Regions from separate parts of the Homo sapiens genome. Here region 2 is linked to region 1. A link is a contact called in ENCODE Hi-C or POLR2A ChIA-PET data. All regions are on one chromosome and are shown on one strand. The core of a region is the stretch at or near the end of the contact, and the rest is flanking DNA. Distances in the headings are between cores, read along the strand shown. Region 1 holds the start of PRELID3A (PRELI domain containing 3A). Region 2 overlaps CIDEA (cell death inducing DFFA like effector a).

Region 1 (7,698 bases), core at 68-2,567:
CCCTATCTCATCCTGGAGAAGAGTACCCTCTTCTTAGAACAAGCATCTCACTTCCGTGCACTTCAACTTCGTTTGTGGCAGTGCAGGGTACTTTGCAAAGCTAAAAAGTAGTTTATGCGAAAGGGAGACTCTTTTTCCTTAGAGGATTTGCCAAGTTGTAATCACAAATTCTTTTTGAGATACACGTACATTTTTTTAAAGCTAAATAAGATTTCCCCCCAGTTTTATAACTCAAGAATGTATTTTCTCAAGGACTTGGGAGTCATCTCTTTGAAATGTCATCCCCGTCTCCCAGTTTTGTGGGAGGGTAGGAGCCCAGCTACCAGAGAGCACCTGGCTTCAAATTGTAAACCTACCTCCTGTCATAAAGGTATGAAAATTCATTTTTCCTTTGGATAAAGGCAATTAGCAAACGCAAATGGCCACTGCATTTACCAATGGCCACTCCATCATCAGGCGAATTTAGGATGAACTCTGCGACAAATGGTGTAGTGGAGTCCCCTCCCCGGAGGGCTGTCTCGTTTACCTCGGGAGCATGCGTGGGGTAGGTTGCATCCTCCCGGCTGTTTGATACAGGCTGAGATTTCTGTCTTTGCAGCCTATTTGGCGGATTGCTTGTGATGCACATCACATGCTGGTTTTGTTTTGTTTTGTTTTGTTTTGTTTTGTTTTGTTTGAGACGGAGTCTCGCTCTGTTGCCCAGGCTGGAGTGCAGTGGCGGGATCTCGGCTCACTGCAAGCTCCGCCTCCCGGGTTCACGCCATTCTCCTGCCTCAGCCTCCCGAGCAGCTGGTACTACAGGCGCCCGCCACCACGCCCGGCTAATTTTTTGTATTTTTAGTAGAGACGGGGTTTCACCGTGTTAGCCAGGATGGTCTTGATCTCCTGACCTCGTGATCCGCCCGCCTCGGCCTCCCAAAGTGCTGGGATTACAGGCGTGAGCCACCGCGCCCGGCCTCACATGCTGGTTTAATGTTTGTTCAAGACCCAAACTGCAGTGGAGTTTTGAGGGTTGGCAGGTTTGTTTTTCATCACACGTCCCCGACAGTACAAACCGGCGTAGCTGGACAGGGCCTTGGGAGAATTTGGACAGTGGGAGTAAGGACGAGCGTCGCCTCCTACGCCCGCGGCATCTGCAGCAAGCGCGCATCGCGCACCCCAGGGTAGCAGCGCAGGTCTGGGGCTGCGCCACAGCCGCGCCCGCAGAGCTATTTTTAGCCGCTGCAGCCAGCCTAGCCACCAGACGGGGTGGGCGGCATCCAAGGGCGCCCCGCCCATCGAGGCCCCGCCCACGCCGCGCCCGGAGCCGCGCGGCCCGAAGCACCCGGCCCGGATCGCAGAGCCCGCGCCCTGCGCCGGCGGCAATGAAGATCTGGAGCTCGGAGCACGTGTTTGGGTGAGGCCGGGCTGAGGGCCGCGGTGGGGCCGTCCAGACGCCGGCTCCTGCTCCCGAGCCCGGCTGGAGCGGTCCAGGAAAGGCCGGACCTCACAGCGGGCCTCGCGGAGATCCCCGCCCCGCGCCGGCCGTTCCCAGACCGCAACTTCGGCGTCCCGGAGAGGGCACGCGCGCTTCCCCGGGACCGCGGTCTGGGCGAGGCTCTGCGCCGGGTACGGCCTCTCCCCCGGCGTGCGCAGGGGCCTGGCTGCAGGCACAGAGGCCCCGCTGGTGGTCGACAGCCAGGGCGGGGGCAGCCGGAGCGGGGGCGGCCGGGGCGGGGGCGGCCGGAGCCGGGGGGGCGGCCGGGGGCCTGGCGCTCGCTGCTCTCCTTGGGGTCGGGAGCAGGGCAGGGGAGAGGCCTGCAAGCTGGCGCCTTTGCTGAGATTGTCATAAACCTTCCGCGCGTTTCACGGAGGGCCCACGGCGGGCTGTGAGCTCTGGAGGAAGCTAAAGGGGCAGAAGGCATTTCGGGGGCCCTGGCTCTGAACTCACTTGTAGGCATGGAAGGCCTCCAAGCTAGCGTGGAAAACCTCGAACTGTTTAAAAATGCTCCCCCGGCACACGGATGGAAGTGGAGGTCATTATCTTAAGTGAAGCCAGGCCCAGAAAGACAAGTATCGCATGTTCCCACTCCTAAGTGGGTGCTTAAGAATGTGTTCACATGGATGTGGAGAGTGGAACGTCAGATGATGGAGACTCTGAAGGGTGAGGGGGTGGGTGCAGGGAGGATAATGAGAATTGCTTAATGGGTGCAAGACACCTTCCCGGGTAATGCATACCCTAGAAGTCCTGACTTGACCACTACGAAATTTATGCATGTAACGAAATTGCACATATACTCCATAGAATTGTGCAAATAAAAAGAAGAAAAAAGTGCCCTCCTAACCTAAGTGGTATCTTTTCCTTAAGTCAGTGATCTGTGACACACTGAAATTATTCTTTAATGTTTATTTACAGCAACAAAGATTTTTTAATTATCTGACCTCACTTAAGCATTAAATATTTTATTTTGGGGGGAAAAAAAGTACTGCGTGGAAGGAAATTGTCATCCTTTGACTCTTTTTATTTATTTTTTTCGAGACAGAGTCTCATTCTGTCACCCAGGCTGGGTTTTTTTTTTTTTTTTTTTTTTTTTGAGACATAGGCTCGCTGGGTCACCCAGGTTGGAGTGCAATGGCGCGATCTTGGCTCACTGTAACCTCCCCCTCCTGGGTTCAAGTGATTCTCGTGCCTCAGCCTCCTGAGTAGCTGGGACTACAGGTGTGGGCCATCACGCCCGGCTAATTTTTGTATTTTTAGTAGAAACAGGGTTTCGCCATGTTGGCCAGGCTGGTCTCGAGCTCCTGACCTCAGGTGATCCACCCGCCTCGGCCTCCCAAAGTGCTGGGATTATAGGTGTGAGCCACCGTGACTGGCCTGACTTTAAACATGTAAAATTATAATAAAAATATATCAAGTGGTTTCAAAACCTCTGAAATTATTTTTCATGAAGTCTTTAGACTTGATGGGATCTAATTTTTTGTATGGCTTGCAGTGTTTCTCAAGTGGGTTTCCATCAGCAACAAGGATGGGGGCATCACTGAGCCGTCTGGATGCTGTGGACAGTTAAGTCATTGCATACCAGGAGTGCCAGGTGGTTGGGGCTCAGTTTTCTCATGGAATGGCCGAGGTCTGCCCTAGAGGTTTGTGAAATGTCTGTGGACAAGCACAAATGAATAGCTAGCTGTGAAAAATCACAGTTGATGCTTTTGAAAATTGTTGCAGCTGCTAACTCCCATTTATTTTTTTTAAGCTTTACCGAAGGATACTTTACATACCATAAAATTATACACATTTTAAGTGTATAATTCATTAAGTTTTGCTAAGTATGACCATCACACACACAGTCCAGTCTTAGAACACTTCTGTCCTCCTGCAGAGGTGCCCCATGCTCATTAGCTTCACATTTTACCCCATTTTCACCCCTGCCCCAGGCAACCAGGAATCTTTTCTGTTTCTATGAATTTGCCTTGTTGGGACATTGCATGTAAATGTCATCCTGCAATATGGGGTGTTTTGTGTCTGTCTGCTTTCACTTAGCATGATTTTCTTGAGGCTCACCATGTGGTAGAGTGTCAGTATTTCATTTCTCCCATCATTCATTTTGTATTCCTGGCACCCCGCCGGGGCCCGGCGCCTAGCAGGTGCTCGGAAGGGGTGAGGAATCTTACATGGAGATCAGATGTCCTTCCAGGACAGGGGCAGCTATCCACCAAAGGAATCCCGGTCATCCCTGGAGCTGCTGTGGACTAGGTGCTGATTCTCTGCCATAGACTTTTGAACTTGAAAGCAAAGGGCCGTAATGAAGCCTGACAAATGTGGAATGTGGCTGGCCGAGGATGCTGTCATTGGCCTGTGGCTGGACGGGTTATGAATGATGTGGTACCATGAGGTGGTACCATGAGGTGTCATAGCATCCAAATGACAGTACAAATTGGAAGTCTGGCTTCCTGGCTGGACTTACTGTGTAGTTTTCCCCTTGTTTCGTCCATTGAAACCCCTGATTTTTTTCCTTTGAGGATTATAGACCTTTCTTTTTCTTTCTATACTTAAAAAAAGTTTGTTGTACTGTTAGGTGAACATTTGATTGGAAATAATACATTTACTTTTTTTTTTCCTTTTTTTTGAGGCAGAATCTTGCTCTATCACCCAGGCTGGAGTGCAGTGGCACGATCTTGGCTCACCACAACCTCTGCCTCTCCGGTTCAAGCAATTCTTGTGCTTCAGCCTCCCGAGTAGCTGGGACCACAGGCGTGTGCCACCACGCCTGGTGAATTTTTTTGTATTTTTAGTAGAGACAGAGTTTCACCATGTTGGCCAGGCTGGTCTCAAACTCCTGACCTCAAGTGATCCACCCACCTCGGCCTCCTGAAGTGCTGGGATTACAGTACTTTTGAAATGAAGAAATAATTAGGCACAAACAGTTTGATCTTATCAAGTTTTCTTCCTGTGTCCACATTGAGAAGAAACTCCGCCCCTGAGATCATCATAGCAGACAGCAGTGTAAACACTCAGACAAAAACAGAGAGCCCGGGGAAAGGCCACTGAATTAACGTGTGTGTTACCTAGACAGGGGTGAAAGTAGTTTAAATAAAATTAAAAGTATATGGCCAAAATATAGAAAGGGGCATTTAAAAATGCGGGCGTTTCACAAGGTCAGGAGATTGAGACCATCCTGGCTAACACAATGAAACCCTGTCTCTACTAAAAAATAAAAAAAAAAAAAAATTAGCTGGGCGTGGTGGCGGGTGCCTGTAGTCCCAGCTACTCGGGAGGCTGAGGCAGGAGAATGGCATGAACCCGGGAGGCAGAACTTGCAGTGAGCCGAGATCGCGCCACTGCACTCCAGCCTGGGCGACAGAGCGAGACTCCGTCTCAAAAAAAAAAAAAAAAAAAAGGACAGGGTTTAAAATGTCTTCTTCCCAGCATTGAGGTTTCAGGCAGACCTATGACAAAATCATCAATAACAAAGCCCATCACAAATAGATTTCCTGCAGGGTTCAAGGCTGCACACACCTTTGATTCTGACAGCTGCCAGGAATGTCTGGCCATGCCCTTCTCAGGGCAGGACGGGCTTTGGGGCATGGGGAGTCATGCCTAAAGCAGGCTTGCCTTACAGCTAGGAGCAGGGAAGAGAAATTGAACATTACAGATGAGTTGAAGCCTGCTCTTCCCCTCCCCACTGGTGTTCCACTGTGTCTCCCTCCCTGCAGGCAGCCGTGAGGATCAGTTTGGTGGGCATCCTTCTGAGGGGGTCTATATTCCAGAGGTTCACTTTACCGCATCTGTGTATACGCATGTGTCATATTGTCTTCTTTTCTTTCTTTTTTTTTTTTTTTTGAGACGGAGTCTCGCTCTGTCGCCCAGGCTGGAGTGCAGGGGCGCAGTCTCGGCTCACTGCAAGCTCCGCCTCCCGGGTTCACGCCATTCTCCTGCCTCAGCCTCCAGAGTAGCTGGAACCACAGGCGCCCGCCACCACGCCTGACTACTTTTTTGTATTTTTAGTTTAGCCAGGATGGTCTCCATCTCCTGACCTCGTGATCCGCCCGCCTTGGCCTCCCAAAGTGCTGGGATTACAGGCATGAGCCACGGCGCCCGGCCTTTTTTTTTTTTTTTCCAGGTGGAGTCTCACTCTGTTACCCAGGCTGGAGGGCAGTGGCGGGATCTCAGTTCACTGCAACCTCTGCCTCCCAGGTTCAAGCAGTTCTCCTGCCTCAGCCTCCTGAGTAGCTGGGATTACAAGCACCTGCTACCACGCCCAGCTAATTTTTGTATTTTTAGTAGAGACGGGGTTTCGCCATGTTGGCCAGGCTGGTCTCCAACTGCTGACCTCAAGTTATCAGCCCACCTGGGCCTCCCAAAGTGCTGGGTTTACAGGCGTGAGCCACTGCGCCTAGCCCTATTGTTTTTCGAAAATCCATCCATATGAGATGTCTATAGATGTCTACATAAATATATGTAGATATAGATAGATATTAATAGCTGTATGAATGTGCCACCATTTATTCTTTTTCTTATTGAAGGGCATTAAGTTTTCCTCTTATTACAAATCGAACTGCAGTGACCAGCCCTGTGTCTATTTCCCACTCAATCAAGGGCCCACTTAGGCCAATGGATTTCAAGCTCTTCAGCCTCAGGACCTCTTGATTTAGCAAAACCCTAAACAGTTTTGCTTATGTGGGTTATGTCTGTCAATATTTACCATATTAGAAATTAAAAATGATAAATTGAAAAAGTTAATTCATTAAATTTAACAATAATAAACCTGTTATAATGTTTCTGAATAAAAAACTGTATTTTCCAAAAATTAGTGAAAGGAGTGGTGCTGTTTCTGTTTTTACTAATATCTACAATATCTGGCTTAATAGGAGATAACTTGATTCTCATATCTGCTTCTGCAGTCTGTGTTTGGCAATATATAGTTTTGGTTGAAGTGTATGGATAAACCCCAGCCTCACACAAACATGCAGCTGGAAAAGGTGGGAGCATCTTAGTAGTCTTTTTAAGTAATTATGGCTATTCTTTCCTGTTATGACAAAAGAAACGGTAGCTTCTTAACACTTAGTTGGAATACAAAACCTGAAACTATAATGAATAGAGTATTGAACTCTGAGGCCTAGCGGGGGTAATCGGTTGAGCTCAGGAGTTTGAGACCAGCCTGGGCAACATAGTAGAATATGTCTCTACAAAAAATAAATACAAAAATTAGCCAGGTGTGGTGGCTTGTGCCTGTAGTCCTAGCTGTTCAGGAGGCTGAGGCAGGAGGATTGCTTGACCCCAGGAGCTTGAGGCTACAGTGACAGAGCCATACCATCTCTTAAAACAGCCACCACAACAACAAACCCATTGGCCTGTCCTGTGTATGAATGAGTCTTTAACCCAAGTATGACTTGGAAGCATTTGGAATATAGGCCTCCACTGAGCGTGCAGCATGAGGCAGTCATCCAGCTCCTGGTAGCAGATACAAGTTTTCTGAAATTTCAATTATCACTTTATTTATTTATTTTTTTTCCAAGACAGAGTCTCACTCTGTCGCCCAGGCTGGAGTGCAGTGGCATGATCTCAGTTAACTGCAACCTCTGCCTCCCAGATTCAAGCAATTCTCCTGCCTCAGCCTCCCAAATAGCTGGGATTGCAGGTGAGTCTCACCACGGCCTACTAATTTTTGTATTTTTAGTAGAGACGGGGTTTCGCCATGTTGGCCAGGCTGGTCTTGAACTCCTAACCTCAGGTGATCCGCCTGCCTTGGCCTCCCAAAGTGCTGGGATTACAGGCGTGAGCCACCGTGCCTGGCCAAATTATCACTTTAAAGCTCAAATTTTATCTTTGGCAGCAAATGCTATCAGTTGTTTTCCTTGAAGCACAGGCTTACTTTGTTAATTTTCAAGAAATCATCTGCCAGATCCCCAAGTCTGAATAAGCAAAGTTTATCTGTTTATTGTTCTTTCTGTTTATTGCTCTTTCAAGTACAAGAGGCAGGCAGTGGAAAGCAGCAGAGAGACAGGGGCTCCCACTCAGAGTGAACAAGTGCCGGCGCCCCCCAGACACCCCAGAGTCGAGGGACTTGGGCCGCAGCAGCAGAGGGGCTTCTGGTGCACTTCTGTTCCCTCACACAGAATATCAAAGAGAAGAGTACTCAGGGGTCAAGCAGTCATAAAACTAATCACTTGGCCATTTACTCACAGATGTCCCTAAGAGAAACTGGCATTGTTTCCCAAGTG
Region 2 (7,305 bases), core at 441-2,940, 130 kb before region 1:
CAATAAACCCATCGCAAGAATGACCTTCAAGATGTGTGACACTTCCTGTGTCTCCTTTATCTCTCAGAAGAGCAAAAAGCAAACAAAACAAAACAAAACTATCAGAACAGCAAAAAAAAAAAAAAACTTTATATAGAAGCAAAACTCATCCAGGAATATTCTGCTAACAGATATAATCTCTCATAAGTCTTTATTAGTGCCACAAAAATAACAAGCTGCAAAATGTTATTGTATGTTTTTTTCAAACATGGATTTTTAACAGGCTCAAAGGGGCCCTCACACTGAAGGACTCAAATTGTGGAGGTCTTCAAGGACTTTTTTACTTTTTCACTTGTGAAAGTGAAAGGACTTTACTTTTTCAGCCTCTTTTTTCTTTTTCTTCTTTTTTTTTTTTTTTTTTTTTTGAGACAGGGTCTAGCTCTGTCACCCAAGCTGGAGTACAGCGGCCTGATCTCGGCTCACTGCTGCCTCGACCTCCCTGGGCTCAAGCCATCCTCCCACCTCAGCCTCCTGAGTAGCTGAGATTACAAGTGCACACCACCACCCCTAGTTTTTTTTATTTTTGTAGAGATGGGGTCTTGCTATGTTGCTCAGACTGGTCTCAAACTCCTAGACTCAAGCAATCCTCCTACCTGGGCCTCCCAAAGTTCTGAGATTACAGACGTGAGCCACCACACCCGGCCCAGCCTTTTTCTTAAAAACCAAAAAACAACTGCTGCACCCTCAGCTGCAGATTCTGCCTGCAGCCAGGTGGGGCACCGCGTTGCCAAGGTGGAGCTGTGCCTCATGCTGGCTCAGCTGCGAGGAACCTCCTGTCCGTGGCTGGGATCTCTAGCTGCAGGCACAGCTGGACGAAGGCAATCAGACAACATTGTAAGAATCTGTCTCCCACTCTCTTGGATCTGATTCCCTGCAGGGAGGGGGGACCCCCTCAAGTGGAAGCAAGTGCAGACCTCAGGCCCTGCAGCAGGAAGCTCTGGGCTACACCTTGTCCCCCCATTGGATGTCCTGGGTTACACCTCATGCTGCAGACACAGCAGCTGGTGGCTCTGCCAGGCTGGGCCACACACTGAGTCCTGGAGCCACCCCAAAGAGAAATAGGGTGCTGTTCCTAGAATCAGGGGGAACAGATGCTAGAAGAAAAATATTTCCTGATTAAGAAATGATGCCTTGGAGGCCTTTTCCTTCCCTAGCCACCAACTCTGGCCACAGAAAGACACCACAGTGTGTCCCGGAACCCTAGAGGAAGAAAAACTCTCCCCTCCCCTACCCCCTTCCCGGGGCTCCCAGCTGCTGCTCAGCCGTTCCCGGCAGGGATGGTCCTCCCTTCACAGACAGTTTGCAGTCCCCTTTGAGAGGCCCCGTGACCGGCGCTGAGTCCTGGGCTCTCACTGTGTCTGAGCCAGTTCTTGGAGAAGCTGGGCCAGGCCCCACAGCAGGACAGACAAAAGGAAAGGAGGTGGCGTTCCTCAAAGCACAGGCTCTTCTTTCACACTGCGAAAAAAACAGGCACTTTCAGTATTATCCCTTCTTGCCTTCCAGAATGAGCTGCGCTGCTGGTAGAGCGAGGGTTACAAAGAGTGTTCAGGCACAGGCCGTCTGCTGTGACTTCAAAACATTTCCTATATAAGGAGCTCCTGACCGCCCTGCCCACCTCGGGCCAGCAGGAGAGGAGGTGAGGAGGAGGGCTGTAGCCAGGCGTGTGGCCGGCCTGGCCGAGGGGCGCTCACTCCTGCCTCTCACTGACTCTGGGCTTGCGTCACTTCCCAAGGATTCCACCGGCCTGGGCAGTGACTGCCTGGCTTCCAAAAAAGGAATTTTCACTCCAGTGCCTGATCCTGTTGACTCAGCCCCTGCCCTCACTCGCTGAGAGGCCCTAGGCCTACGTCCAGATGGTGGGGAAACTGTGGGGGCCCAACCTGTTCGAAGGGAGGAATTGGGGAAGGGACGGGCTGGCCTTCTCCCCATGGGAAAGGGGAGGACATTCAGAAGGACCTCTTGGCATTTGGGAGCTTCTGAAGGAGCTGCGGCCACCGCCGCCCTGTCTCCTGTGCCCATGATTCACGGAGTGGCCCGGGACAGAGCAGCCTCTTCGCAGAACCCTCAGGGAGGCTCCAGGCCTCAGGGAGGAGGCAGCAAAGGTTGGTTTTGCTATTGTCAAAGTCTTCAGTGGGCCCTTGGCCAGGAGACTGGTGGAATTGAAACCCACTCCCTTAGGGGAAGGGTCCCAGCAGGCGTGGCTGTCTTGTCTCTGGTTCGGATTAGGTGACAGGCACTCCAAATGTGACACTTTCTCGTTCTCATCTTAGTTTCTCTATCATCTGCATTTAGCCCGCTAGCTCAGACCAGGATGTGCCCCATGCAGGTGAGGGTGGGTGGGGAGAGCCAAGGCACTCCAGCGGGCTCAGGGCCTGGACCCTGTGAGGCCTGGATGCCGCCTCCACCTAAGCCTTCAGCTGAACCCCCAGGGTGGCGTGTGTGTCCCTTCAGGGGCTGAGTGTTCGTCTGTGTGTCTTTGATGGGGCCAAGCAGAAGAGCTCGAATTGGAAATTATTCACTTCTAGAATCACAATTCAGAAAAAAAGAAATGGTTCCCATGAGCCCAGGTTTCATGCTCCTGCAGTCACTACATGGACCTGGACGTCACTCCTATGACCTCTTTTTCAGGCGCACAAACACAGGTAGCTGCCATGAGCATCCCACGCGCATGCGTCCTGGTGTGTTTCTGCCACATGATCCGTAGGCTAGATTCAAGGAGCACTTTCTGCCAGCAGCAGGGAACAGAGTGCAGGCCTGGGATGAACTGAGGACATCAGAATGAAATGCTCTAAGAGCCATGATCTCATGGCCAGAGACAGACTCTGGCTAAAATCACCTGTAGTGACCAGACTTCACAGCCCAAACCACTGTCTTCATCCATAAAATCAGGATCCAATCGACTTGGTCCAGGAACTCCATTCCCAGACAGATTTTCTTGGCCCAGATTTTAAAAATGTAAACACGGTCCCTCTTCCAGCCAGCACTTTTCAGCTGGCCAGCCACAGCTTGCCCTTCTCCTGCACCCCAAGGAAACTGTCACCACCCGCCAGGTCAGGAGCCCAGCTCAAAGCCATGGCGTAGGCCTCTTCAGGACTAGGATTCTAAAACGGGGGTCCATTTCCCCAAAGGGAAGTTCTCCTTTCTCCTCATGTGATGAGGTGGGGGCGGCTCATCAAGCCACATGTGGGGGTGGGCCTCCACCCAGGATGGCACTGTCCCCACACAGGGTCTCCTGGCTCCCACTCCCTCCTGTGTTATAAATTGTAGGGAAAGAAAACTGTGGCCAGCACCTTTCTCTACCATCACCTCCACGGGGACAGCTATTCCTTGCTAGAATTACCAGGCCCCCTCCAGCAGCAGAGGCCATGGGGCTACCTGCCTGCCCTCCAGCTCTGACAGCCAGCTCTCAAGTCCCAGTGGGCCAGGAGGAGAGCTCTGTCTTCCCCAAGATTTTATTGTATTGTGGCAAAATCAACATAACTTTTTTTTTTTCTTTTGAGATGGAGTTTCGCTCTTATTGCCTAGGCTGGAGTACAATGGTGTGGTCTCGACTCACTGCAAACTCCGCCTCCTGGGTTCAAGCGATTCTCCTGCCTCAGCCTCCTGAATAGCTGGGATTACAGGTGCGTGCCACCACACCCAGGTAATTTTTGTATTTTTGGGGTTTCACCACATTGGCCAGGCTAGTCTTGAACTCCTGACCTCAGGTGATGCACCCACCTTGGCCTCCCAAAGTGCTGGGATTACAGGTGTGAGCCACCATGCCTGGCCAACATAACATTTTTTTAAATGTATCTTCCACCTCAGCCTCCCAAGTAGTTGACACTATAGGTGCACACCACCACACCCAGCTCATCATCTTTTTTTTTTTTTTTTAGATTTTTTTTTTGTTGTTAGCAACAGGATCTTACTATGTTGCCCAGGCTGCTCTCCAACTCCTGGGTGCAAGTGATCCTCTCACCTCAGCCTCCCAGAGGACTGGGATTATGGGCATGAGCTATTGCTTTTAAAATCTGATGATCAGTGCAGTGCCTTTTATTCTGAGCCTCCACTCCACTGAGTGGTCTCCCCCACTTCATGCCCCAGGGGCTCATGTGCCAAGGCAGTGGGGGACACACTCCGACTATGGGGAGTTGTGTCCCACCCAGGCCTCCCCTGAGATGCCCACTGGCTATGACTGTCGGAGGCCAGTCTGTGAAGGTCACTGCGGCAACTCCCCCAGCCCACCTGCAAGAAGGCTTCAGGCCACCACTGCTGGGAGCCAGGTTCTCCCTGCCACTCCAAGGCCAGGCCAGGGTACCAGGACCCCTGTGATATTGTGATATAATAAAAAATACGTTTTTGGCCTCTGCCCCCATTCCTGACATAGATCTCCTAAAATCTGTAATCTCCTGAGTGATTGGAATGGCTGACAGAATTCCTAAATCCTTTGGAATTTCCTGGGTTATGGGGGCATCTTTTCTTTTTTTTTTCAAGACAGCATCTTGCTCTGTCACCCAGGCTGGAGTGTAGTGGTGTGATCACAGCTCACTGCAGCTTCCTGGGCTCAAGTGATCCTCCCACCTCAGTCTCCTAGGTAGCTGGGACTACAGCTGCACACCACCATGCCTGGCTAATCATTTTTATTTTTTGTAGAGATGAGGTCTCCTTATGTTGTCCAGGCTGATCTCAAATTCTTGGGCTCAAGCGATCCACTTGCTTTGGCCTCCAGAAGGGCTGGGATGACAGGCATGAGCCCCCGCGCCTGGCCAGGAGCATCATTTTAGGAGACTCTTGGTGGGCTCCTGCATGGCCTCAGGATAGGGGCTGGTTGCCAGGGAACCAGCCCTGTGATTAAAGGGTCAGGACTTTCAGCCACATCCCCCAACCTCTGGGGAAGGGAGAGGAGCTGAAGTTTGAATCAATCACCAGTGGCCAATGAGGTAATCAATTGTGCCTATGTAATGAAGGCTCCAGAAAAATCCCCAAGCTACAGGGCTCAAAGAGCTTCCAGAGAGTGAACACGTACAGGCTCTGAGATCGTGGTGTCCAGGGAGACCACGGAAGCTCCATGCCCTGCCCCACATGCCTTCCCCATGAGTGTCTTCATCTGTGTCCTTTGTAATATCCTTCATAATAAAAGGCTAAACATACAGAAAGGATTTCCCTGAGTTCTGTGAGCTACCCTAGCAAATTAACCACCCCCAAGCCGGGGATCAGGGGAACTGAGATTTGTCACAGCTTGGGGCTTGCAATGGGCGTGAAAAGTGAGGGCAGCCTTGAGGACTGAGCTCTCAGCCCGTGGTGTTTGATGCTGTCTCCAAGAGGACTGTGTCAGAGTTGAATTGAATGAGAGGACACTCAGCTGGTGTCTGCTGGAGAACGGGTTGTCTGTGGAGAGAAATCCCCACGCATTTCGGTGCCCTAAGGTGAAATACTCTGTATTGAGAGTGAAAGCAGAGAGAAAAAGCAGTGTTTTTTCCACAGCCCCCCACGCACCCAGCCATTGTGATGTTACTGCTCGTGATGGTGACTTTACGTGTCCACTTGGCCAGGCCACGGCACCCAGTTTCTGGTGAAACACCAATCCCGATGTTGCTGTGAAAGATATTTTTGAAGATGAGACTAACATTTAAAGCTGTGGACTTTACGTAAAGCACATGCCCTCCAGGTTGCCCATTAGGGAGTGGCCTCATCCAGTCCATTGAAGGCCTTCAGAGAAAAAACTGACATCCCCTTAGAGAAAGAATTCTGCCCGCAGACAGCCCTGCGGGTGGCGCTGCGACATCAGCTCTTCCGGGGCTCCAGCCTGCAGCCTCCCTGCAGATTTCAGACTTCCCAGCCCGCACAGTCACACAACTGTACACACAGCTCATGGGAATGACATGTGGGAAGACAACTAAGGCAGGATCACTTTCAAGCCATATACCAACACCTGCCTCATTGGTATGTGGTTAGACCTCAAACTTACAAAGGCTGGGCACAGTGACTCACACCTGTAATCCCAGTACTTTGGGAGGCTGAGGCAGGAGGATCACTTGAGCCCAGGAGGTTGAGGCTGCAGTAAGTTATGACTGCACCACTGTACTCCAGCCTGGGTGACAGAGTAAGACTCTATCTCTTTTTTTTTTTTAAAAAAAAAAAAAAGAAAGAAAACCATGCAATCTGCAGAGTCCTAATGAGGAAAAAGGAGTCAGGTTGGTGGCACCAGGTGAAAACAAAGAGATAAAGCAGATGAGCAATGGGTCTGGCTTCCTCCATGGTCCAGGACAGATAAACAAAGAGAGGAAACAGACATGCTGTGGGTCTGTTTTTCTTTATGGTCCAGGACATGTGGCCCTCCTGAGCAGATAACGTACAGAGCTCACAAGCTTCCTGCTTATCAACAAACACCTTAATTTATCAAACACCTAGGCTGATAGAAAAATGGAAGTTAGTTATCAGTCAGCTCAAGTTCCATTCTATAAACTCCCCAGCCAGCCTTGGTCTCCTGGCAGGCAGCTCCTCTTCTGCTGATTCTGCCCACTGCAACCTTGCAACACATTTTCCTACTTTCTCTAATAAATCTGCCTTTCTTTACCTACAACTGTCTTGGTAAATTCTTTTACCCCTGCGCCACCGGCCCAGTGAGTCTCCGCTACCTGCCACACAAACACAATAAAAACCTGAAAGGTTTGACTCACTCCTATACCTAACAGAAGAATTAACAGTAATGCTTTGACTTATTCCTTTACCTAATTCACCAGGATTTACTCCAAATGATATTTTACTTTAGGAAAAAAATCATCTCTCTCCTCAAAGGATAAAATGTGCCAGGGTTGGGAGCTGAGTCTCAGATGTTATGAAGGTGCACAGAAACCCTTCTCCCCAAGATCCCCGTGCTGTTCACCATCCTTGGCTTGAACACTGAGATATGGCAGCCCTTGCAACAGGAGCTCGTTCAACTTGTGCAGTTTTGTCTGTCTTAGGGTGTGTTTTATTTTTTTAAGGTAAAGTCTTGCTTTGTTGCCCAGGTTGGAGTGCAGTGGCATGATCAGAGCTCACTGCAGTCTTGACCTCCCAGGCTCAACAGATTCTCCCACCTCAGCCTCCCAAGTAGCTGGGACTACAGGTCCACCATGGCCAGCTAACTCTGGGGAGGTTTCAGACAAATATCTGGGTCCCTAAAACTTCTACCCACAGGTTATAGTTCTGTCCTCTTGAGTTATTTTTTTTTAATCCCTCCTGTCCAGCTTCCCTACCGCAGGGCAGTGCCTTTGTGCTTGATCCAGCATTTCCCCAAAAGGA

What was found. Hi-C counts contacts between places; a loop is a spot of excess contacts on that map. ChIA-PET counts read pairs that join two places held with the same protein, here RNA polymerase II (POLR2A). Pooled maps may share reads with other maps.
Region 2: a pooled map shows a loop between it and region 1 (4-fold over the local background). The contact joins the enhancer-like site here to the promoter of PRELID3A in region 1. A Hi-C loop is called at or near these places in 4 of 50 pooled maps. POLR2A ChIA-PET finds 5 or more read pairs at or near these places in 4 of 52 experiments (HCT116, T-cell and WTC11).

Annotation. Positions count from the first base shown.
Region 1 is chr18:12,406,612-12,414,309 of GRCh38, forward strand. It overlaps PRELID3A (PRELI domain containing 3A), which reads left to right and starts at 1,318. Exons shown (of 7, transcript NM_001142405.2): 1 at 1,318-1,396. The coding sequence starts at 1,365. RefSeq lists enhancers at 717-1,378, 1,379-2,038, 1,896-2,145 and a silencer at 1,116-1,695.
Region 2 is chr18:12,277,566-12,284,870 of GRCh38, forward strand. CIDEA (cell death inducing DFFA like effector a) reads left to right here. Exons shown (of 5, transcript NM_001279.4): 5 at 1-30. Among named protein-coding and RNA genes, the nearest start is that of CIDEA, 27 kb to the left of the region's middle. RefSeq lists an enhancer at 132-4,086. Within about 2 kb of position 1,691, at least 28 of the 41 ENCODE cell types and tissues checked have a DNase peak (open chromatin) inside an H3K27ac peak, as active enhancers do.